Regions from separate parts of the Homo sapiens genome. Here region 1 is linked to region 2. A link is a loop called in an ENCODE intact Hi-C map of the cell type or tissue named here. Cell type or tissue: PC-9. All regions are shown on one strand. Links, peaks and the distances in the headings refer to the core of each region. The heading gives the core; the rest is flanking DNA.

The links. Hi-C counts contacts between places; a loop is a spot of excess contacts. Peaks named below come from ENCODE experiments on the same cell type or tissue, not always from the same donor. Only the 100,000 strongest peaks of a DNase experiment are listed, where the experiment ranks them.
Region 1: it touches region 2 in a loop (1.9-fold over the local background); 2 of 110 quality-filtered maps call a loop at or near these places.

Annotation. Positions count from the first base shown.
Region 1 is chr2:70,519,868-70,527,867 of GRCh38, forward strand. The region is part of intron 1 of TGFA (transforming growth factor alpha); the gene reads right to left. Among named protein-coding and RNA genes, the nearest start is that of TGFA, 30 kb to the right of the region's middle. RefSeq lists an enhancer at 4,145-4,761. In PC-9, for the core only: no CTCF peak of the experiment used is centred there; DNase peaks (open chromatin) are centred at 1,224, 4,554 and 5,304; H3K4me3 peaks cover 2,525 bases; H3K27ac peaks cover 6,401 bases.
Region 2 is chr2:70,373,545-70,390,406 of GRCh38, forward strand. No RefSeq gene overlaps it. Among named protein-coding and RNA genes, the nearest start is that of FAM136A, 80 kb to the left of the region's middle. In PC-9, for the core only: no CTCF peak of the experiment used is centred there; DNase peaks (open chromatin) are centred at 7,887 and 8,577; H3K4me3 peaks cover 1,432 bases; H3K27ac peaks cover 4,187 bases.

The DNA of each region.
Region 1 (8,000 bases), core at 1-8,000, 140 kb after region 2:
TAGCCTGTCACAGCACAGCAGAAAGGGGCTTTGCCATCAGGCCTGGGTGCAAATCCTGGCTCTGCCACTCCTTCACTGTGAGATCTTGGCTCTATTATGTACCCTTGCTAAGGCTTGGTGTGCTCATCCATAAAACAAGGATAACAGCCCTTCATGGGACTTGCAAGGATTAAGTGAAACAAAATGAAATAGAGTACATGAGGTCCATAAGTCACCATGAGCACCCACTGAACACAGCACTTGATGGGGCTTCATGTTGGTCCTGTTTCATCATAACTTCCAGGAAGTTCAGGATGATGAGGAGGTGGTCATGACCCTCCTCCCTTTGGAAATCACTAAGGGAACTTCAACGAAGGGTTTTACTTGAGGCCCCGGGGTCGCCCAGCTGCAGGCTACTGATGTTCCATGGACTGATCTTGAAATAGCATGCCTTTTACGCCTTTTGAGGGTTTAAATAGTCAAAATTGTGAAACCCGGACTCCACTAAAAATACAAAAATCAGCTGGGTGTGGTGGTGGGCATCTGTAATACCAGCTACTTGGGAGGCAGAGGAGGAGAATTGTTTGAACCTGGGAGGCGGAGATTGCAGGGAGCCAAGATTGTGCCACTGCACTCCAGCCTGGGTGACAGAGCGAGACTCCCACTCCAAAAAAAAAAAATTGTTATTTACTTATGTTAACTAATCAAATATTTATTTAGCACCTACATACTGTGAGCAAATTAAGTAAAAAAAGAGAAATCTGAGACCTTTGACTTTCCCTTAAAATGTTCAAGTCACGTGGGACAGCAACTACCCGAGAAAAATGGAATCCTCCCTACTTCAACAAAGGCAGACAAGTGTAGGCTGTTGAAGTTATCACTACAGCCCACCAAGGCACCGGACCGACCCTATATTCCCATAGATGCTTCCCCTGCTTCCATGCCCAAACACTATCTCCAACCTCCACCACTCTCCACAAGGCCTGTACCCCAGATCATGTGTTCAAAATTGAACTCATGTCTTCCACCTCTTCCTTGGTTCTGGGCGGGACTGATAACTAGGCAGTCATTGTCAGCCCTTCCCTCTCCTTCACCCAGTATCCAAGCCAAGCCCTCCTACACACCCAGCCTCCACACCGTCCATCCTATCCATCCCCCTGCATCCCTGCTGTTACTGCCCCAATTCAGGCCCTATCATCTCTCCCTGTGCTATCAAAATAGTTGTTAGACTGGTTTTCTTGCCAACAGCTTAAAAAAAAAAATCTTTGCTCCTACTACTAGACTGACCTTGCTGAATGAAATCACTCCTATCCTCTAAGCTCTCCATGGGCTCTGTACCACTCACAGAACCCAGCGCAGAGACAGAACCCAGCCCCAAGTCCTGAGTAGAGATTTAGCATGCATAACCTGATCCTAGACCTCGTTTCCACCTAAACTCCACCCATTCCCTCCTGTCAGGTCCTCTGACCCCAGCTGCCCAGCACTGCCCCTTTTCCCTGCACAAAAATTGGCACTCCCAACTTGGTGCCTTGGGTTCATGCTACTAGGATCCTCACCCAACTTCTTATGGCTGCTGACTTTAGTTTAGTTGCCTGAGCCTCAGTTTCCTTCACTGTAAAAGCAGATAAAGATATCCAACTCTTGCACAGGGTTGTTTAGAGATTAAACGAGAGACACATGAGAAAAATGTGGTATATTGAGTGACACACAATAAACATGCAACAAATGGTAGCTGCTACTATTGATAGTTTTTTTTGTTGTTGTTTGTTTGTTTTTTTTTTTTTTTTTTTTTGAGTCTCGCTCTGTCTCCTAGGCTGGAGTGCAGTGGCACGATCTTGGCTCACTGCAACCTCTGCCTTCCGAATTCAAGCGATTCTTCTGCCTCCGCCTCCCGAGTAGCTGGGACCACAGGCACGCGCCACCATGCCTGGCTAATTTTTGTAGTTTTAGTAGAGACGGGGTTTCACCATATTGGCCAGGCTGGTCTTGAACTCCTGACTTCATGATTCACCTGCCTTGGCCTCCCAAAGTGCTGGGATTACAGGCGCAGGCCACCGTACCGAACCTATTGACAGTTTTCATTCACATCATGCTGATCTCTCAAGTCGGCATATCCCATCCTCTACCCATGGGAATCAAATTGGCCTCTCAAAGCCTTGCTCAAATGTCAGAAATAATCATTTCTTCCTCAGAGGAATCCTTACTTTATTCTGCCTTGCAGTTCAGAAGTTTTTACATCTTACCTGTCTCTCCTCTCTAGTGCGGTCAGGAGCTGTGGCTAAATCATCTCTATCCTTACACCTGGCCTAACGCACCTACATAGGATTTTAATACATTTATGTTGAACTGAATTTCTCTAAGAGGTCACCAGCTTGAAAACAGAGTTAAAGTCTCATCAAAGACTTGGACTAGGGGCTGGGTAGTGAGTAGTGAGGGTGTACAGATGGGGAATGGGAAAACCTGCAGATCCTCGGGAATTCCTTTACTTCTAGTCTAGATCCCTGCCGCTACAGCTCTAGGTCTTGGTTCTTACTCTAATTTCAGTGGAGATGAGGAGCACTTGAATTTTTATTTCCAACTTTTATTTTTTATTTATTTACTTTTTTATGATGGAGTCTTACTCTGTTGCCCAGGCTGGAGTACAGTGGCATGATCTCAGCTCACTGCAACCTCCACCTCCCAGGTTCAAGCAATTCTCCTGCCTCAGCCTCCTGAATAGCTGGGATACAGGTGTGTGTCATCACACCCGGCTAATTTTTTATATTTTTGGTACAGACGAGGTTTCACCATGTTGGCCAGGCTGGTCTTAAACTCCCGACCTTAAGTGATCCACCTGCCTCGACCTCCCAAAGTGCTGGGATCACAGCCAACTTTTATTTTAAGTTCAGGGGTACACGTGCAGGATGTGCAGGTTTGTTACTTAAGTAGACGTGGGCCATGGTGGTTTGCTGCACAGAGCACTTGAATCCTGACATTCATTCATTCAACAAGTGCTCACTGAGCACCTGCTGCACCATTAGCGGGACATTGTCTAGGTGCTGGGCAGAGAGCAATGAATGAAAAGTCCCTTCCTATGAGAAAGGATCCTTCCAATTCTCAAAAGCCATTGAACTCCATTATAAATAGCTGTACCATTGTTCAGTTGGGTGGTAAGTTAAATCTGTGTTTTTCTATTTAAATGATATTAAATATTCCCACTACAATATTGAAAAATCCATGAGGAATGAAGGAACTGTCATCCTTATCCAAAGCCCGGATTTAAGTCTGCTGAAGTGGCCTGTCAAGTGGATCCTGCATTGTTTGGTCACCCGATGAGATGACCCCTGAAATATTTTATTTTCCTACCCTTAACTCATTTTGTTGGCTTTTCCTGAAACTTTTATAAGAACACAAAGACTTCCATCCAGTGACCCCAAAGAGGCCTGGCCATATCCCAAGGAGGCTAAGACAGAGGAGTGAACGCTCATTGTGAACGTTCGTTGTGAATGTTGTGTCCCAGGGCTCTTCAAGCAAAGGCAAGACTTGCCACAAGGAGTTTACAATCCAGATGATTGAAGCAAACACACTCACTGGTGTTCCTGTATCTCTGATGCTCCCTATTACAGCCCTTTCTTCCACCCAAATGTTTCTACCTAGTCCGGGTCTCTTACAAACACTAACTCCTTCTCTTCTGCGTAGAAAAGCCTCCTTACTGCCTGACGTCATTTCTACCAGCCTTCCAGGTCGAGCTCAATCCCCAAGTCCTCCACGATGCCCCCTGACCACTCTGGCAGGCAGAGCTCCCTGCCTGCACCTCCTAATACCCACCAGCACTGGGCTGGGTATAAGATCAGGTCACTCACATGGACTAGTATCTCCTGTCCCTCCTTCTCTCAGCCCAGACCTCATTTCCCACCATTACTGATTTAGGAGAGCTGGTTACTATCTTTCCCTACTTCAAGAGACAAATGAGAATATTGGCAAACTGCTTTGAACTCTTTAGAGTCAATGCCACTAACAAGTGCCCAGAACTGACACCACAGAAGTAACCTAGTTGTTACATAACCCTTTGCAGCTATGTTAACAGAGAAGTAACATAGCTGCAAAAGGAGGTGAAATGCTTTTCCTGACATCTGGAGAAGCATGCAAAAAATAAACAACTAAATAAAAAAGGCACAGAGACCCTTGGAGGAGGAGCCAGTTGCTTCCTGTTGAGACACTTTTGTTTCTAAGGCCCGGCCACTGTGATGCAACAACTCACACTGCCACACAGACATCTTCCTGTATTCTCCCCAACATGTTACCCACTTCAAAGCCTTATAGAATAAGGCTGCCCACTGATCTGGTGGTCCGAGAGAACCCTCTCTCATAAAGCAAAGCAAATAGCAGATAGGTAAAACATCTTTATCCAACAGTGTTAACCAGGATGCAGCACGCATCTGGCTAGAGGTGAGGAAGGCCCTGTGCTTGCTCTCACCTGTGCAGATCTATGCCACACCCTTTTGTGCCAGGAGGAAGCAATTGTCTCTTCCGAAGAGTTTAAGCCTTATCAAAGACTTAGACCAGGGGCTGGGTACTGAGTCAACCTTCCTCTTCCCCAGGCCTGCTCACGCACTGGCTGGCTGAGGGCCCCCATCCAAATTCCTGGAATTTCAAGGCAACAGGGCGAGTATCGCCGAGCCCTCTCGGGCTGGCTGGAGTTCCCCAGCTGCTGAATCACCAACAGGCTCTACCAGGGCCGAGTTCTGAGGTTGCAGAGAAGCCGTGCCAAGCTGAGGCACTCTGAAAACCTGTTCCAGCTGACTGGCACTGTGACACGAGGCCTTGAGGTGTCTCTGGAAAGGGTTACACTTGATTTTCCCAGAGTCCAGGAGGGAGGAAGAAGGGGATGGCGGCAGTGGGCTAGGGACAAAGCTGGGGATAAAGTGGCAGATGCTATAGCTATCCACAGGGCCCTGGGCCCTTTGCATTGTGAACCAGCTGAGCAGAGGGCACCTGGCTGACAAGAAGTACAGGAACCAAACACCACCTCTGGAAGGATCCATGGGGAGGTTATAAGTCCCTCCCTATCCGTGAAGGCCCATTGGCCCCATCTCAACTTCCCTGGCCTGTGATGTCTCAGAATTACCATCCTCTGGGCCCAGGTGAGCAGTGGTTCTGCTGGTGTGCACCTCGGGCCAGCAAAGTTAGACTCTTGGTGGCTGAAATCAAACCAAGCCCATCCCCTCAGCTCAGTCAAAGCCATGTGTGGGCATCATTCACACAAGTGGCTTGAAAGTAGGGTATGAGCAGGGAGGAGGTAAAAACAAGCAATCCTTGAACTCTGTCCCATTTCCTCCATGTGAATAGCTTGGTGATGACAAACTCATCCCTGCACCCTGGTGCACAACACCCTGGACACCCCGGAACCACCCTGCAGAAGGCATTGTGAGGCTTTGGGTTTGGGCCAATACAAATACCAGTGTGACTTGGCAGAATCTCAGATCAATGCAGCATCAGCCTGGAAGTAGGGGATGGGGGAAGGGGACAATGCTGCCCCATTGCTAATCCCCACTGTCCACCTTGGGGGCTGGCCACAGGACACCCCTTAGGCATGCTCACTTGAGTTGATAAGGGTGGCTGATTAAGAAGCAAGTTCAATCAAGAAGGAAACAAATCCCCAGAACTACAGGTTTTCAAGAGTTAAGGGGTAAATACACTTACTTCTTGCAGCTCCACATTTCTCAACCCACATCACACTGCAAACTGGCAGAATCTCTAAGTTCTCCTCCTTGGGCCCCAGAAGCAAGGGGCAGGAGGAGGGAGAAGAGGCTAGTAGGGGAGAAAGGCCTGGGCAACAAGTGCAGGCTCCAGGTGCTGAAGAGGAGGAGTGGACGGGGTGGTACTCAGATTTACTCCCTTTCACTGGGAGACCTTGACCAGACCACCCGCTAGCCCAGGGGTTCTTACTGCTGGTAGCAGATGCCCCTTAGGGAGCATCTGAGAACCTGTGGTGGGAGGTGCTTTCTGACTGTCACAAGGACTAGGGGGCACTACTGGTACTTAATGGTGGGGCCGCGGATGCTAAGTTTCTGATTTCTGTAATGCACAGAACCTTGTCTTGCTTAACATATTGACAGTGCACTCTGTTGAGAAATTCTGGGCCCCAACAGAGAAAGTCTCTTCAACTGCAGGTCATTTAGTTTCCAACTGTATATGGGCAGATGTACCCAAAACTCAGGGGAAATGCAACAAGCTTGTAGTCACATGAGCAGACAGGGCCACTCATTAGAGCCTTGAAAATGGTCACAGAAGGACCATGGTGATCCAACCTGCCCCATTTACCTGGAATGCTTTTTCCTGTCAGCTCTTCCCTCTATTCTCCAGGTCATCAGCCTGTGCCTGTCTTGTCTGTCTCTTTGTATTAACCCAAAGCATTCAGGTTACACAACATGAAGCCTATTTATAAAGTAACAAGACTGACAAGTCACAAAACCCACTCCAGGTGTTTTATAGTGGTGGGGTTCCAATGAGACTCGGAAGCCCCAAGAGGGAAGAAACACACGGGGATGATGCATTTGACTTTCTTTTGGTCCACTGCCAGATTTTAAGGCCCCTAATGTATCTCCCTCAGGTCAATACATGTTCTTACCAGCCACGTGTAGCAAAGCTGTTCAGTTAATGCCCCAAATGCACTTAGTTGTATGGGCAGAATCTCATTTATTGACTCGAGACAAACCAGTAAGGAACAAGGCATGCCAACCCCAGAGCTGTGGGGCAGAGAGCATCATGTATCTTTTAGCAGTGTCAATTTAAGACATTTTAAAGGAAAACAAAAATCCCGGAGAAAATGCAATAGCTCTGCTATGGGAAAATGGGAGTGGGATCTCCCCTACCAACCCTGCTCTAGTCCATTTTCCCCTTTAACTTTTGCTGGGGAAAGGGTGGTGATGAGAAGCAAAAAGGAGGGAGAGGGAAAAGAGGAAGTTTTCTGCTAGGATGGTTTAGTTCTAGCAAGAACAGAGACCAGCAGGAAGACTACAGAAAGAAGAATGAAGGTGGCAGCATTTCACCTTTAAGTCCCATGTAAGAGTGCAGTGAGAAAAGGGTTTCAGGTTACTAACAGTTAGTGTATTTCTGAAGTATTTTCTGGAAAAATTAGACTCATCTAAATGAAAGTGGTTCAGGAGTCAAAACCAATTGATAAAGTGGTCCAGACACTTTAGAAGACAGTTTTTCAGTTTCTTACAAAATCAAACACACCCTTATACAATCCAGCAATAGTGCTCCTTGGTATTTACCCAAATTAGTTGAAAACTTATCTTCAAAGAAAAATCTGCATATAGATGCTTACAGTAGCTTTAATCATAACTGTGAAAACTTGGAAGCAACCAAAATATTCTTCAGTAGGTAAATGGATAAACAAATTGTGGTACATTCATACAATGGGATATTATACAGCAATGAAAATAAATAAGCATCAAGTCACATAGAGAAAGCTTAAATACATATTACTGCATGAAAGACGCCAGTCTGAAAAGGCTGTATATTGTATGATTCTAACTATATGACAGTCTGAAAAAGGCAAAACTGTAGAGATTGTAAAAAGATCAGTAGTTGCCAGGGGCTTGGGAGAGGGGAGAAAGGGATGAACAGGTGTAGCACAGGCAATTTTTAGGTCAGTGAAATGACTCTGTACAATACTATAATGGTGGGTATGTGTCATTATAAATCTGTCCAAACACATAGAATGTACAACTACAAGAGTGAGCCCTAATGTAAACGAGGGACTTTAGTTTATATCTAACTTTAGTTAACTAATATTAACTTTAGTTAATAATGTACCAAAATTGACTCATCAATTGTAACAAACATATCACACCAATGCAGGATGTTAATAACAGGTGAAACTATGCAGTGGGGTAAAGCTCTCTGTGCTTTCTGCTCAATTTTTCTGTAAATCTAAAGCTACTCTAAAAAAGTATTCTATTACCAGCTGATGACAGTTACAGCACTGTGAAGTTGGATGACTTTACTCTGCACTCTGGATTGTCCAGTCATAC
Region 2 (16,862 bases), core at 5,303-13,302:
CATAACATTTACTCTTGAAACAACAAAATCATATCCAAACATAAATTTCCTAAATTAGGTGCTTTACTTAGGTGTAAATTGGGGTATTCATCAAAAGGGGGTGCATAATTTTCAGTGTTTATGCCAAATTTACCATGTACTCATATTGTATGAATTAAGCTATGTATAAAAATATTTTGGGGGCCGGCATGGTGGCTCACGCCTGTAATCCCAGCACTTTGGGAGGCCAAGGCAGGCGGATCACCTGAGGTCAGGAGCTCGAGACCAGCTTGACCAATATGGTGAAACCATGTCTCTACTAAAAATACAAAAATTAGCTGGGCATGGTGGTGCATGCCTGTAATCCCAGCTACTTGGGAGGAGGCTGAGGCAGGAGAATCGCTATATACATATATATAGCAGTTAAATATGTATATCATCCAATTTTTATTAGAAAATAACTGACATATAATATTAACTACTGAAAAAATAGCAAACCCCATGCTATGGGTTGAATGTTTTCTCCAAAACTCCTGTTGGAATTTATTCCCCAGTTGAGAGGTGGGACCTTTAAGAGATGATTGGATTATGAGGATGCTGCCCTTATGAATGGATTAATACATTCGTGAATCAATGGATTCATGGGTTAATGGGCTAATGGATTAATGAATTATCATGGAAGTGGAACTGGTGGCTTTATTTTTTTTGAGACAGAGTTTCGCTCTTGTTGCCTAGGCTGGAGTGCAATGGTGCGATCTCAGCTCACAGCAACCTCTGCCTCCCAGGTTCAAGTGATGATTCTCCTGCCTCAGCCTTATGAGTAGCTGGGATTACAGGTAGCCCACCACCATGCCCAGCTACTTTTTGTATTTTTAGTAGAGATGGGGTTTTGTCATGTTGGCCAGGTTGGTCTGGAACTCCTGACCTCAGGTGATCCTCCTGCCTTGGCCTCCCAGAGTGCTGGGATCACAGGCATGAGCCACTGTGCCCGGTGGGACTGATGGCTTTAAAAGAAAAGGAAGAGACCTGAGCTTGTTAGCATGCTCAGCACCCTCACCATGTGATACCCTGTGTTTCAGGACTCTGCAGAGACCCCAGAAAGCTCTCACCAGACACAGCTCCTCAACCTTGGACTTCTTAGCCTCCACAACTGCAAGAAATACATTTCTTTGCTTTGTAAATTACCCAGTTTCAGGTATTCTATTATAAGCAACAGAAAATGTACTAAGATACCCTGCTTTGACTCCCTAGGCACGTTCTCGTTGGCTGGCACCATCTGTGACAAATCCTGAACTGTATTGTTTACAGACACAGCTGCAGCCTGCATTGGCACCAAAGTCAATTACTGATGTTGTGCTCTTTGCAGCCCTGGCCCTTGCTAATTCTTCTTGGAAGGAAGAGATGTGAAGACAGGTTGCAAATGTAGGAGTGGTAAGAATAACCAATAGTTCATGTCTCCTCTATCTTATTAACCCTCTCCCCATCTTTAGACTCCTCCAGATACTACTCTCTCTCCATCCATATCATCCATACCTGTGGCTTCAACTAAAGGGTTGGCTCTTGAACCCACATTTCCATTCTATATCTCACTCCTGAGCCCAAATTTACATTTGAGTGTTTAATGTTTACCTAAAGCTGTAAGTCAGCCTGATACTCCACAGACTGTACATCTCCTAAATAATACATGTGAACTGGTACTTTTTGAGACTGTCTCACTCAGTCGCCCAGGCTAGAGTGCAATGGCATGATCATAGCTTACTGTAGCCTCAAACCCGTAGGCTCAAGGGACCCTCTTACCTCAGCCTCCTGAGTAGCTGAGACTACAGGCACACAGCACTATGCCAGGCTAATTTTTTAATTTTTTTATAGACACGAGGTCTTGCTATGCTATGAGGTCAGCCCAGGCTGGTCTCAAACCCCTAGCCTCAAGTGATCCTCCTGCCTTGGCTTCCCAAAGTGCTGGGATTACAGGTGTGAGCCACCATGCCAGCCTATTATTTAAAAATTTTCAGCTTTATTGAGCTATACCTGATGAATAAAATTGTATATATTTAAGGTACACAACGTGATGCTTTGATATACATATATAGTGTGAAATGATTACCACAGTCAAGTTAGTTAACACATTCATCACCTCATATAGTTAGCATTTTTTTTTTTTTTTTGGTGGTGGTGAGAACATTTAATATCCACTCTTAGCAAATTTTAAGTATACAATATAGTATTATTAACTATAGTCACCATGCTGTACATTAGATCTCCAAAACTTTCTAATCTTAAAACTGAAAGTTTGTATCCTTTTACCACCTCCTTCATTCCCCCAACCTCCAGCCCTTGGTAATCAGCCTTCTACTCTCTGTTTCTATGAACTTAACTTTCTTGGATTCCACACATAAGGAAGATCATGGAGTATTCATCTTTCTCAGACTTATTTCACTTAGCATAATGCCCCAAGGTTCATCCATTTTGTGGAAAATAACAGGATTTCTTCTTGAGACAGGGTCTTGCTCTGTCGCCCAGGCTAGAGTGCAGTGGTGTGATCATGGCTCACGGCAGCCTTGATCTCCCAGGCCCAAGTGATCCTCCCACCTCAGCTTCTCAAGTAGCTGGGACCACAGGCATGCACTACCACATGTGGCTAATTTTTAAAATTTTTGTAGAGACAGGGTCTCCCTATGTTGTCCAGGCCGTTCTGAAACTCCTGGGCTCAAGTGACCCTACTGCCTCCGCCTCCCAAGTAGCTAGGACTATAGGTGCTCATCACTGCACCTGGCTTGCCTTCTTTTTAATGGCTAATATTTCATCATGTATACCACATTTAATTTTATTTTAAGCTGGAGTCTCCCTCTGTCGTCCAGGCTGGAGTGCAGTGGTGGATCTCGGCTCACTGCAAGCTCTACCTCCCGGGTTCAAGCAATTCTCGTGTCTTAGCTCCCTGAGTAGCTGGGACTACAGGTGTACACCACCACGCTTGGCTAATTTTTGTATTTTTAGTAGAGACAGGGTTTTGCCATGTTGGCCAGGCTGGTCTTGAGTGCCTGACCTCAAGTGGTTCACCTGCCTCGGCCTCCCAAAGTGTCGGGATTACAGGCATGAGCCACCGCGCCCGGCCCACATTTTCTTTATCGATTCATCTGTTGACACACTTAGGCTGTTTCCATGCCTTGCCTATTGTGAATAATACTGCAATGAACATGGGGGAGCAAATACCTCTTTAAGATACTGATTTCATTTCCTTTGGATATATACTCAGAAGTGAGATTGCTAGATCATATCGTAGCTCTATTTTTAATGTTTTAAGGAAACTCCATACTTTTTTTTTTTTTATAATGGCTGTACCAATCTAGGCTATTTTATCTTATGTCATGGCCCAATGTCTTGAAGAAGCTGGTCATTTTCCCTCTACAGAAAAGAAAAAAATAAAACAAATATAATCTCTGGAAGGGCACCACTCAGCTAGGGCACTCCACATGAAAACAACTAGAGAATATGATACAATATGATCAGGGACTTGATTTTGTGTGTTCCAGCAAAGTTAGGATCAGGAGGGGCTATGTTTTGGTGGCTACATCATGGACCAAGAGGGTCTGAATATTTGAATAGAAGTAGGATTTGTCTTGGAAAAGCAGATAGTGGGAGTCTAAGAGGAACATTTGAAGTGGAAAGTAAATTTGATGGTGAAAGTTGTAGCCTTAGAACTTGTTTGGGAGTCAAGAAAGTTATCAGGTGGCTTGTTGCCTCCATTTCTGTATCTGTAAAATGGATTTTACTTTTCAACCTCTCTTCCAGAGGAGGGGGTGCCACGTGCAGGACCGAGAGAATATTTGCTACATGTTTGGAGTTTTTTAAAGAAAAACCAAAGGGGACTACAAGGCATTTATTCATCAAATACGAAAACCTTTCATTCCCCTCCCCACCCCACCTCCAAGCTGGAGACCTTGGCTATAAAGAACTAATGTAATAACTGTGTTGCAATGTGTTTTTCCTCTGGTTTCTTATTCCTTTGGAGTAAGAGGCATGGACATTTAGACCTCAACTGAAGGCATTGATTGGAAGAGTTTCTCCCAGAGTTGGCCCACTTGGAAACCAGGTAATCTGAGCTGGTGGAAAAAAGGCAAAAACCCACAGCTTGTTAGCACACACAAAGCTTTTTAACTCAGATCAGAGTTCAGCTGGGCTTTACATGTGAGCAGGGGGCTGGAGGCAGTTGAGCTTGATTGGAAAGGGGGTGGTGGGCATGTGCTTGCTTTTTCTCAGAGTCAAGAATCTGTTAGGCTGGGAGACGGGAGACGGAGGGAAATTTGCCAAAATGGGAAAGGAGAAGCTAGAGACAAGTGGAATGTACTAAGAATGGGCTGGAGATTATCAGAAGCTGAGGCCTCCTTTCATGGAAACCTGGCTGTTGGGTGGTTGATGTTTTCCCAAACTCCTAACTCCTGTGATTCAGGACTGTGGCTTTAGTAATTATCAAATACTACTTTGCCCTTGTGTGTAAACGGCCAATTACCTCGAACTGTCAGAAGGGCCCAGAAATCTCAAGATCAGTTCCCCAAAATCAGGGAATGGACTAACCCAGTTTTGAAAAGTTCCAGGTGTAGATCTGGAGACAGCATGGCTTTGCATGTGTATATAGACGTGTAGGGGAGGAATGGAGCCTCAATTTATTTTTATTTGGGACAGGGTCTTGCTCTTGTTGCCCAGGCTGGAGTGCAGTGGAGGGATCACAGCTCACTGCAGCCTTGACCTCCTAGGCTCAAGCAATCCTCCTACCTCAGCCTCCCAAGTAGCTGGGACTACAGGTGTGTTGTACCACTACGCCCAGATAATTTTTGTATTTTTTGTAGAGATGAAGTTTTGCTATGTTTCCCAGGTTGGTCTCGAACTCTTGGGCTCAAGCAATCTGCCCACCTTGGCCTCCCATTGTTGGAATCATAGATTATAGGTGTGAGCCACCATGCCCAGACTGGAGCCTTAATTTTTAAAAAAGTTTGATTGAGATATAATTAACATACCATGCAATTTGTCCATTTAAAGTATACAATTCACTGGGCTTTAGTATGTGCAGAGTTGTGCAACCATCATCACAGCCAGTATTAGAGCCTTTGCCTCCAAAAGAAACCCCCTACTCTTTAACTATCACCCCATCTTTTCCCCCGACCCCAGCCTTCAAAAAGCACTGATATGTCTCTGTAAATTTCTCTATTCCAGACTTGCATATGAATGGGATTATATAATATGTGGCCTTTGTGCCTGGTTTCTTTCACTTAGCATGTTTTCAAGGTTCATGTGTGTTGTAGCATGTATCATCACTTCATACCTTTTTATGACTATCATTCCATTGTATGTATATGCTACATTTTGTTTATCCATTCATCAGGTGGACATTCAGGTTGCTTCTACCTTTTGGCTATAATGAATAATGCTGCTATAAACATTTGTTTTCAAGTTTCTTTGTGGGTATATGTTTTCATTTCTCTTATACAATGTTGCTGTAAATATTTGTGTGCAAGTTTTTGTGAGGGGGTGTTTTCATTCTCTTGGTATATACCTGGTAGTGGAGTTGCTGGATCATACAATAACTCTGTTTAATCATTTGAGGAATTGCCTGACCGTATGAGGGTTCCAATTTCTCCACATCCTGGCCAACACTTTTTTTTTTTTTTTAAACATAGTCATCCTAGTGGGTGCGAAGTGGTGTTAAGGTTTTTGTTTGCATTTCCCTAATGACTAATGATCTAGAGCATTTATAGATATGCATATTGGCCATTTGCATATCTTCTTTGGAGAAATGGGTATTCAGATTTTTTTGCCCATTTTAATATTGGATAATTAGTCTTTTTACATTGAGTCATAAGTTTTTTAATATAGACAGGGTCTTGCTCTGTTGCCCAGAGCAACATGATTGCAGTGGCATGATTATAGCTCACTGTAACCTCAAACTCCTGGACTCAAGTGATCCTCCTGCTTCAGCCTCCTCAGTAGCTGGGATTACAGGTGTGCACCACCATGCCTGGCTAGCTTTAAAATCTTTTGTAGAGACAGGGTCTCGCTATGTTGCCCAGGCAACATCTCAAACTGCTGGCCTCAAGCAACCCTCCTGCCTGGGCCTCTTAAAACATTGGTATTACAAGCATGAGCCAAGGCTCCTGGCCCCGGGCCCTTACTTTCAGACTTTAGCTCTTACATTTAGATCTTTCCTCCCTTTTGAGTTAATATTTTAAAATTGAGGTATAATTTATGTAACACACTATTAACCAGTTTAAAATGTACAATTCTGTGGTATTTAGTGCATTTATAATGTTGTGAACCACTACCTCTCTCTAGTTTCAAAACTTTTTCACCACCCCAGAAGAACAACCTGTATCCATGAAATAATCTCTATTAGCCCCCTCCACAAATCCCCTGTTAACCACTAGTCTGCTTTCTGTCTTGATGAATTTGCCTATTCTGGCTATTTTATATAAAAGGAATATTCTAGTATGTTACCTTTTGTGCCTGGTTTCTTTCAGTTAGCGTAGTGTTTTAGAGATTCATCCAAGTTACTTCATTGCTTTTTCTATGGCTGAATATTCCATTGTATGTATATAGTGCCATTTGCTGATATATTCATCCATTGACGGACATTTGGGTTGTTTCCACCTTTTTGATATTATAAATAATGCTGCTATAAATATCCGTGTACAAGTTTTTATGTGGGTATATGTTCTCATTCCTCTTGTATGTATGTGTGTATATATATTATATATATATACAAACTTTGTACATATTTATACACACATATATACATTACACACACACACACACACACACACACACACACACGGGAGTGGAATTGATGGGTCATGTGGTAATTCTATATTTAACTTTTAAAGGAACTGCCAAACTGTTTTCTATAGTGGCTGCTTTATTTTACATACCCACCAGTAATGCATGAGAGTTCTAATTCCTCCACATCCTCATCAATACTTATCTTCTGTTTTTTAAAAAAAAGTTATTATAGCCATCCTCATAGGTATTAAGTGGTATGTCATTGCAGTTTTGATTTACATTTCCTAATGACCAATTAATTTTTGCATATGGTGTGAGGGAAGGATCCAACTTCATTGTTTTGCCTGTGTCTACTCAGTGCTGTTTGTTGAAAAGACTCTTCTTTCCCCACATAGCAATCTTGGTACCCCCGTAGAAAATCAGTTGATCATAGATGTATGGGTTTCTTCCTGGGCTGTTAATCTTACTCCATTAATCGACATGTCTATTCCTGTGCTAGTATTACACTGTCTTGATTGCTTTATAGTAACCAGGAACCTCTGTAGTAAGTTTTGAAATCAGGAAGTGTAGTCCTCCTACTTTGTTATTTTTCAGTACTGTTTTGGCTAGTCTGGGTCCCTTGAAACTCCATATGAATTTTACAATCGTTATTGATTCCTACGAAGAAATCAGTTGGGATTCTGATAGGGTTTTTGTTGAACCTGCAGATCAGTTTGGGGAGTTTCACTATCTTATCAGTGTTAAGTCTACTGACCCATAAGCAGGGAATTTTTCCATTTATTTAGACCTTCTTTAATGTCTGAAACAGTTCATTTATAAGGCCCATCCATGTGGTCAACTTTCTGGGACTTACATTTTGAACCTATGAAACATTCAGGGAAAGAAGTTTTGTGGAAGGTGGGGAAGGGTATAATGAATTCTGGCTTGATGCCTCATTCTTGAATTCTCCAGAGGTGATGAGGATCTCCCCTTCTGAGCTGCACCCTTTACAGTAAGTCTTAGTGGCCTTCAGGAGAGGGCTGCTGAGCAGGCTCATGAAACCTACTGGAAGTCCCTGGTCAACTGTCCTGGAGAAGGCAGGGGCCACTTCCTGCCCTGCTAGGGAGACTGATTTCTGGGGTGAGGAAGAATGAATCACGACCCTCTTGGACCCAATCTACCTGCCTATGAGAGGTTGTAGTGAGTCACCCTTACTTGCTAATGACAATGTTTAAATGACTCTGAATGACCTCAGAGGTTTGCCTCTACTCTCCTGAAAGTTCTAATTTATAGAATGATGCCCTCTGGTTTCATAACTGGACAAAATGCATATCAACAGTTGAGAAAGAGTGAGAAAGAGAGAGTGAGAAAGTTGGGGGAGAGAATATACTAAGCCCTCATGAAGTTTCTATAATAACCTATGACATAGAAAACTCCCACCAACTCTTTAGATGTGACTCCATTTTATAAAGAAATCTCTTTCTCTTTTCCTTTTTTCTTTTGCCATTCTCTTCTCTGCTGCAGGAAGTCCTTATCTGTCCCTTGAACGCCCAGTTTCAGTTTTTCCCTCTTGGTGAGGCTCCTCTGGGCAATCCCGTCCACTCATCACTGTCTTTTCTGCATTTCTGGTGTGTGTGGTCAGAGTTTCTACCCAACACTTGCTCACACGCAGTCTGGATTGCTTTCTGATAGTCCCCGGCATTAATCTCCTCTTCCCTGTGCTGTCATCTCCACAAGGGCAGGGCAGGGCTGTGCTGCCGACCTCATCTGCATGCCCTGGGGGATCGAGCTGACACTGGGTGCAGCAGGAAGTGTGGCCCTGGTAGAATGTTCTCACCCATTCCAGTATAGGATTGGGACTTCCTGTCCTCATCCAGGCTGTGGCGGTTACATTTAAACCTTTCCCACACCTGGGTCTCTACCTCAGTTGTTGTCCTAGCAGGTTGGGTTGGTTCATCCTGCCCTGGGCATTCCTAAGGCTATTATAAGTGTGTCAGGTCTGGGTCTTTATCTTGATTAGAATAATAACTTCCTGAATTTGTCCAGTGGGCAGCCTTTCCTTAATGAATGAAAAAAGAACTGGAATGTTACTGCAAATGAGTATCTACCCTGTTCTCTTTCCACAGAACTCTTAGCATTCTGTTGTTATGAAATCTCCTGGATATCTAATTGGATGTATATTACTAGAGTGCTTCTGTATTCTGACATCAAGTTTCATTTTAATTATATGGGAGAAAAACTAATTCTTTTAATTAAACCAACATGGATATTAACTATTATCATTGACTTCTAGCAGATAAATCTTACATGCAAAAAACAGGGCAAATACCTCCTGCACTCCTTGGGTTGCCTGTGGAGCAGCCTCTGGGAACTCAGTCTCAAGGAGATGAAGGGCCCATGGGCATTCCTAGTTCCATGGAGGATGGGGACTAGTGTGGAGCAAACTTGTCAGGATCATTTATTCATTCACTTTTAGTTGTATGTTTGCTAAATCCTTACAAATAAGGTGTAAACCAAAAATAAAATCCTAAGCACCCCCTCGCTACCTACCTGAAACTGAATGGATCCCCTCTGGACCAAGGGGACCCCAGAGAAACCTGAAAAACTGAATTCCTGGTGTATTAGTCAGGGTTCCCTAGAGGGACAGAATATGAGATTATATATATATTATATATATATTATTAAGTATTAACTTACATGATCACAAGTTCCCAAAATAGGCTGTCTGCAAACTTGAGATGCAAGGAGAGCCAGTCCAAGTCTTAAAACTGAAGAACTTGGAGTCCGATGTTTGAGGACAGGAAGTATCCAGCATGGGAGAAAGATGTAGGCTGGGAGGCTAGGCCAGTCTCACACTTTTCACGTTTTTCTGCCTGCTTTATATTTGCTGGCAGCTGATTAGATTGAGCCCACCAGGTTAAAGGTGGGTCTGCCTTCCCCAGGCCATTGACTCAAATGTTAATCTCCTTTGGCAACACCCTCACAGACACACCCAGGATCAATACTTTACATCCTTCAATCAAGTTGACACTCAGTATTAACCATCACACCCAGCCATGATGGGAAGTGATATGGTCTGGCTCTGTGTCCCCACCCAAATCTCACGTGGAATTTTAATCCCCAGGTGTCAGGGGAAGGAGCTGGTGGGAGGTGATTGGGTCATGGGGCATTTTCCCCCATGCTGTTCTTGTGGTAGTGAGTCCTCACGGGATCTGATGGTTTAAAAGCGTGTGGCAGTTACCCCCTTGTTCTCTGTCTCTTGCTGCCATGGAAGACATGCCTTGCTTCCTTTTTGCCTTCCGCTATGATTGTAAGCTTCCTGAGGCCTCCCCAGCCACATGGAACAGTGAGTCCATTAAACTTTTCTTTATAAATTACCCCGTCTCAGGTAGTTCTTTATAGCAGTGTGAAAATGAACTAATACAAGAAGGAAGGACCACCTCATTATACCCCTTCCTTTGGAGTCTATGCGCAATTGACCAGCATTAATATTAAAATACAGATCATAAGACTAACAAAACAGACTCTGGGAATAAGACACCAAATGCCAACCTGACTCTGGTTAGCATCACAGGACAGACAGCAGACCCTGAAGGAAATAAAAATATTTTACCCCAAAATGTATTTCTTTGACATATTTTGAAATGGTCCTGCAAAACTGTCTTTTAGGGGAGGACATTTGTATCTGTAGAGAATCTCCATTAATGCGGACAGGGCTTTCCTGAATTTAGGAGGGATAAACATCTTTTAAGGTCCAAAAAGAGACATTTACCATCTATTCTCTCCAAAGACTGCTACCTATGAGGCTTCATATACCTAACAAGAGCCCTGGTCGTGGCAACCTCCCTTAGCTTAACTCAAGCATTTCTTTCTACTGGCAAGTCTTTAGACAAAGTTCAACTCTTTCAACCAACTGCCAATCAGAAAATCTTTGGATCCATCTGTGACCTGTAAGTCCCTGCTTTGAGATACCCAGCTTTTCCGGGCCGAACCAATATATACCTTAACATGTATTGATTTATGTCTTTGCCTGTAACTTCCATTTCTCTAAAATGTATAAAACCAAACTGTAACCCTATCTTCTCAGCCATAGTTTCTCAAGACCTCTTGAGACTGTTCCCTGGGGCCTGGGTACTCATATTGGCTCAGAACAAACCTCTTTAAATATTTCACAAAATTTGGTTTTCTTCATCAACAAAGAACACAACATTTTCTCTCTGTACATTCAGGCAGTGTTTTTCACACATAGATTTTGGATTTTCAGATTTAAAAATTCCTACATAGCACCTGCCTGGCTTACTGGCCCTATTTAGAATTTATGTGCAGGCTGGGTGCAGTGGCTCATGCCTGTAACCCCAGCACTTTGGGAGGCTGAGGCAGGAGGACTGCTTGAGCCCAGGAGTTGGAGACCAGCCTGGGCAACACAGTTGTAGAGACCCCATCTCTACAAAAAAATAAAAAAAATTAGCCAAGTGTGGTGGTATGCACCTGTGGTCCCAGCTACTTGAGAGGCTGAGGTGGGAGGATTGCTTGAGCCCAGAAACTGGAGTGCAGTGGTCCATGATTGCGCCACTGCACTCCAGCCCCTAGGTGACAAAATGAGAAACTGTCTCAAAAACAGAAAACAAAGAATTCGTGTGCAGTTGGAGAGACGAAAATTTTATGTTATACAAAGCAAAACACACCTTAGGTACCAGCCGTGGGGAGCCATTTGCTATCCTGAATATGCCATGCTTCTGATAAGGGCAGTGCTTGGTGTCAGGCTCATGAAAAGCCCTGGGATTGGCTAATGTTGAACAGTCAATGGGAAGTAAAGCAACCATCAAACTCTGAGCTGGGAAGGCACCTTAAATAATGTCAGTTTATCTTTTGTGACTGGACTAGTCCACCAGCTTTGTTAAGGAAAGACCCATGACTCCAAGGGTATGAAAATACAAAAGGCATGGGTAGTTTTTGGCATTCTGCCTTGTGTCCTATGTCATTGAGTCTTTCTGACAAACGTGGAACAAAAGCTCTTTGACCCTACATACAGCAAGTAACCAAAGTTTCATGTCATTCATAGAGAACTTCACATGTGTAGGTAGACAGGGCTCATTTGTAAATGATCAAGTTAGCCTAGGGCAAGGTCAGAGAAGCATTTTTGATGTTTGCTTGATGTTTGTTGTCCTAGGAGTTGGGCAAACCTGCCCTTCTCATAAGTCCCTTGTTACAGGGGCACACAATGGTTTTGTGCTTTTTTTTTTTTTTTTTAAGAGATGGCGTATTGCTCTGTCACCCAGGCTAGAGTGCAGTGGCTCAATCATAGCTCACTGCAGCCTCATGCCTGGCCTCAAGAGATCCTCCTACCGCAGCCTCCTGAGTAACTGGGGCTTCAGGCGTGCATCACCATACTTGGTTATGGTTTTTGTGTGTTTGCTTTTTCAGGTTTTTAACTAGAGATGGGGTCTTGCTATGTTTCCCAGGCTGGTCTCAAACTCCTGGCCTCAAGCGATCCTCCTGTCTTGGCCTCCCAAAATGTTGGGATTACAGGTGTAAGCTACCATGCCCAGCCAGGTTTTGTACTCTAATTGGCTCTTCCTCCAAAAGTGGAACATGATTCATAACACAGTTCCCAGGCCGTGGACTTTTTTTTTTTTAAATCAACACATATTTTGCTCTCAATGACACAGTTTCTGTGCTATCTTTATGGTCATTTTTTTTTAACATAATCAAAAGAGTATTTTCCAGACTTGAAACAGTGTTTCCTACCAATTTGGATGCTGTTTTACTCTTTGCTTTGGTGGGTTTCCAAACAGGTAGGCACCAACCGATTTCTATCTTCAGGAAGCTGCTGCAGATGTGCGAAGAATCTGAAGAAAATGTGAAGCCGGAGGGGGGCGCTGCCCCACCAGCTCACCCCTGCAGGGTAGGCTAGGCCAGCTGGGGTGGCAGCAGTCTCTCCAGCCTCAGGGCCTGAGGGCGCTGCTCATTTGGGACCAGGCCAGGGCCACAGCATAATCTTCATCTCCATCACATTTGCCTCTACTCTTTAGCCCAGGAGTTCTGTTCCACGTGAATGGGACAAAGGCCAAACTGCATTTCTTTTAGAAAGCCTCCTGTTTATTCTGTACTTGCACGTGGAGATCCGCGGAGATTGATGAGAAGGATGTGACGAGGGCATGTGGAATGACTCAGGGCAGAAGCTCCTGGAAGGCTGGCTCATGGCTTTTCAAGGAGCCCTGTGATCCTGCTCTGGTTGCTGGATTGAGAGGCCCCAGCCCCACTGTAGCTTCTAGGCCAATGTCCCACTAGACTAGCCCAAATCCCCTGTCGGAGGAGGAGAAGAACTGGACAACTCCCCACTAGTAGATTCAGAATGAAATGTTATTGGGTGCTATCGGCTGAATTGTGTCTTCCCCAGATTTATATGTTGAAGTCCTAACCCCCAGTACCTTAGAATGTGACTGTATTTGGAGATGGAGACTTTAAAAGGGTAAGTTAAAACGAGGTCTTTAGGGTGGGTCCTAATCCAATATGCTGGTGTCCTTGTAAGAAGAGAAGATTAGGATTCAGAGGCACATAGAGGGATGGCCATGTCTAGACACGGGGAAAGGCAGGCATCTACAAGCCAGGCAGAGAGGCCTCAGAAGAAACCAACCTTTTTGACACCTCAGTCTTGAACTTCTAGCTTCCAGAGCTTCGAGGAAATAAATTTCTGTTGTTTAAGCCCCTTAGTTGGCTGGATATGGTGGCTCACGCCTGTAATCCCAGCACTTTGGGAGGCCGAGGTGGGTGGATTGCTTGAGCCCAGCCTGGGCAACATGGTGACACCCCATCTCCACCAAAAATTCAAATATTGGCTGGGTGTGGTGGCACACACTTGTAGTCCCAGCTACTCAGGAGGTTGAGGTGGGAGGATTGCTGGAGTCTGGGAAGTCAAGGCTGCAGTGAGCCGTGATCACCACTGCATTCCAGTCTGGGTGACAGAGTGAGACCCTGTCTCAAAGAAAAAAGCCCCCCAGTCCCAGTGGGCTTCATGACAGCATCCCTAGGAAAGACACACTGGGTCTGGTGGGCACTATAGATACTTCTGGCAATGATGAGCTCTGCAACCCGCTCTAGCTATTCTGTGGAACTTTTCTGTTGCTGTTCTTTGTGAGCTCTCAAAGGATATTGTACTTCTCACCCATCAAATTTTACCACAGAGTTTGCACCTTATTTTTTAATTCTTTGCATTCTTTTCTTAGGTACTGGGAAAACCGGGGACTGGGAGTTAGGAGCCCAAAGCCCCAGCTGCGGGAACACTGTGATCACACTGTGTGGCCTTGGGAGGTTGTCCAGTCTCCCAGGGCCTCAGGCTCCTGGCCTGTAACACAGGCGATGGAGCAGGTGCTCTCTGAAGCCCCTCCCAATGCTGACAAACCCTCCAGGGACTCCAACACTAGCCTCACGCTGTACACTCTGTGAGTGCCATCCTCTCTCAGGCTGCTGATTTCTCCCACTCATGAGCCACTGTGCCTGGCCGAAGGTTCATTCTTGCTAACATCTGCACGGGAGGCCATTAGAAAAAAGGCCCTTTTAGAGTTCAAACGTGCCAGTGAGAGAACAAGGACGCCTACTTCCAACCGCAGGGAGTAGACCTGGAATTCTAGAGCTGTCAGTGAAATTCCCAAGGCTACCTCTGACTTATATTGTTTGACTGGGTAAGTTGATGAGTTATTTTTTGTTTCAACAAAGGTAGTGGTTGAGGTAAAATCAGGTGTCCTTTGAAAACTGGATGACCATGGAGATGTAGAATAGTGCTAAAATGGACAAATCAACAGCTAATCTGGTGAACTTGGCACCTGTTCTAGGGAAGCATTGCCATTTGGGTGGCCTCGCTTGGACTATGGTTTGGTGTTGAGTCTCAGTCCAAATAAAGTATGGATCTTCCTTCCTCTTCCCTCTGCATGTGCAGACTGCTCAATCCAAAGCCTCACAGCACTCTGTCAGCTTACCTATTGCAACAGGTACTGGCCCATGTGTTATTCTGGCTTATACTGTGGCCCCATCCTAAACATTGCTCACCTGAAATTGGAGGCCACTAAATATTTTCCTGATGAGTGCCCAGTGATTTCATCTTTTGTCATATGCCTCCCTTTGATTCTGTTCAGCTCATTGCAGTTTCATAAAAAATATTTCCTGTGTATTCAGAGCCATATACAGAACACTATATATGACACAGTGTCATATACTAAAGAACTACATGACCCAGTCCTAGACTCCAGGGAGCTTACAGTTTTCCCAGGAAGACAAGATACTTACATGAAATAGTCTGAGAATAGTCAAGACAAAAAAGCCATGGCCTCTGTTGGGCTGAACAGAGGCTCAAGTGCTCAAATGGATGATACAGTCAGTAAATTTCAAGACTGGTGAGGTGGGAGAGAGATCAGAGATGGCTGCAATTTTCAAGAAAGACTTCAAGGAGAGGACATGGGCCTTGCTTTGTTCTTGGCATTTTAAAATGGGACCAGTGATACTAAGTTTATGCAGCAATTCAGGCTCTTAAAGGATCAGGAAGAATTCCTTAGACTCTTTTAGAAGTGGGACATTGGGTTAAGGGAGAAAGGTTTTAGGAGAGGTAATAATTAGTAGAGAGAGGGGCAGAAATGGAAAGTAGACTTGAGCAAACAGCCTGTTTAATTTGGACTGTGTGAGATGGTTTCCCAACAAACATCCCTTTTCTTTCTCCCTCCCGTGCCTTCTTCAGTTTCTAGACCCTGACGTCATGACACGGTGCAGCTGCAGTTATGTATCTTTTCCTTTCTGCTTGACCCCCCAGCTTAAGTACCACTTTCTTGGCACCCACAATGGAGGGCGCTGCCAGTGGCACAGATGAGAGATTGATTTTGGACTGCCAGCTCTGATGGAAAGCTGAGGACTATTGCATGGCCTTCCCCGAGGCAGCCACTGGAAATGGTGTGGGGTGGCTCTTCTGAGAGGGTAGAATTTTGGATGCCTACCGAACCCTTCTCTAGCAAATGGAGACTGGTAGACATCCATCCTTCCTGAGTCAGTCAGAACTGTGACCCCTCTTCAGATGGAGTCCTAGGCCTCATTCCCTTCCAAGAGGATAGAGATGACATTGTCTTGGGAGTTAATGTAATAGGTAAGCTGGTGAGGTTGAGGGTTCAAGAAGATAGAGTGGTGCTGGATGGAGTAATGGCCCATGTCAAGCTATTATAGGAAACCACACATTTAACAAGGGAGAACTGATATATATATTTTTTAACACCCTTGGGAGAACCACCTCCTGGGAGGATACCAGGAACCCACCATAACCTTTATTATTGAAAATATCAGGAGGGATTCTGGGTGAGCTTTGGTCTTTCCTAGGTGGAGGATGCACATGACCTAAGGAAGTGGCACCTTGTGCCCAGAGCTCTGGCACACTTCTGTAAACTAATTCACCCATGCCTACTTCTTCCCAAGACAGGTGAAAGGTAGGAAAGACCCACAGAGGGGAGACCGCAAGTTGAATGAAAGCCCAAGTTGATTTCCTTTTGTGATGCTGCCACCATCTATATCATTCGTGGCAGGTAAAGGCTGCCATGCCTGGTCTCCACTTCAGTTGTTCTGATCTGACTCTGATAGCATGTCAGGGAGAGATGACCTCAGTGACCCAGTCAGCTCAGAAAGGCAGTTTTGCTGCTTTCCAGGAGGTAACTGAATAATCCAAGTCTGATAGGAGAATCTGGGCTGGATGGTTTTCCTTGTGAAATTTTGACTTAAGAGAAAAAAACAAGCAATTTACTAATTTTATGACCTTGTGAGAGGCAGTATAGCATAGTGGCGAAGGTCAGGGGCTTTGAATAGACTTGGTTCAAGTCCACAGCTTGTATCCCTTGCTTAACAGCTGTATAACCTAGACCAAATTGCTTAGCTTCTACAAGCCTCAGTTTCTTCATCAGTAAAATAGGGATAATACAAATCTGAGATGCTTTAAGAACTTGATAAGATAATATATACATAGCACATGGTGATCAATCAGTAAATGATAGCCAATAGTAATCATTATTAATTACAACTAAGTTTTGGATAGGGAGGATATTTGGTAGGTTTAATGAGATGGGCCTTTTGGCAAAGAAATTCATGATAATACTTGTTATTTAAAACAA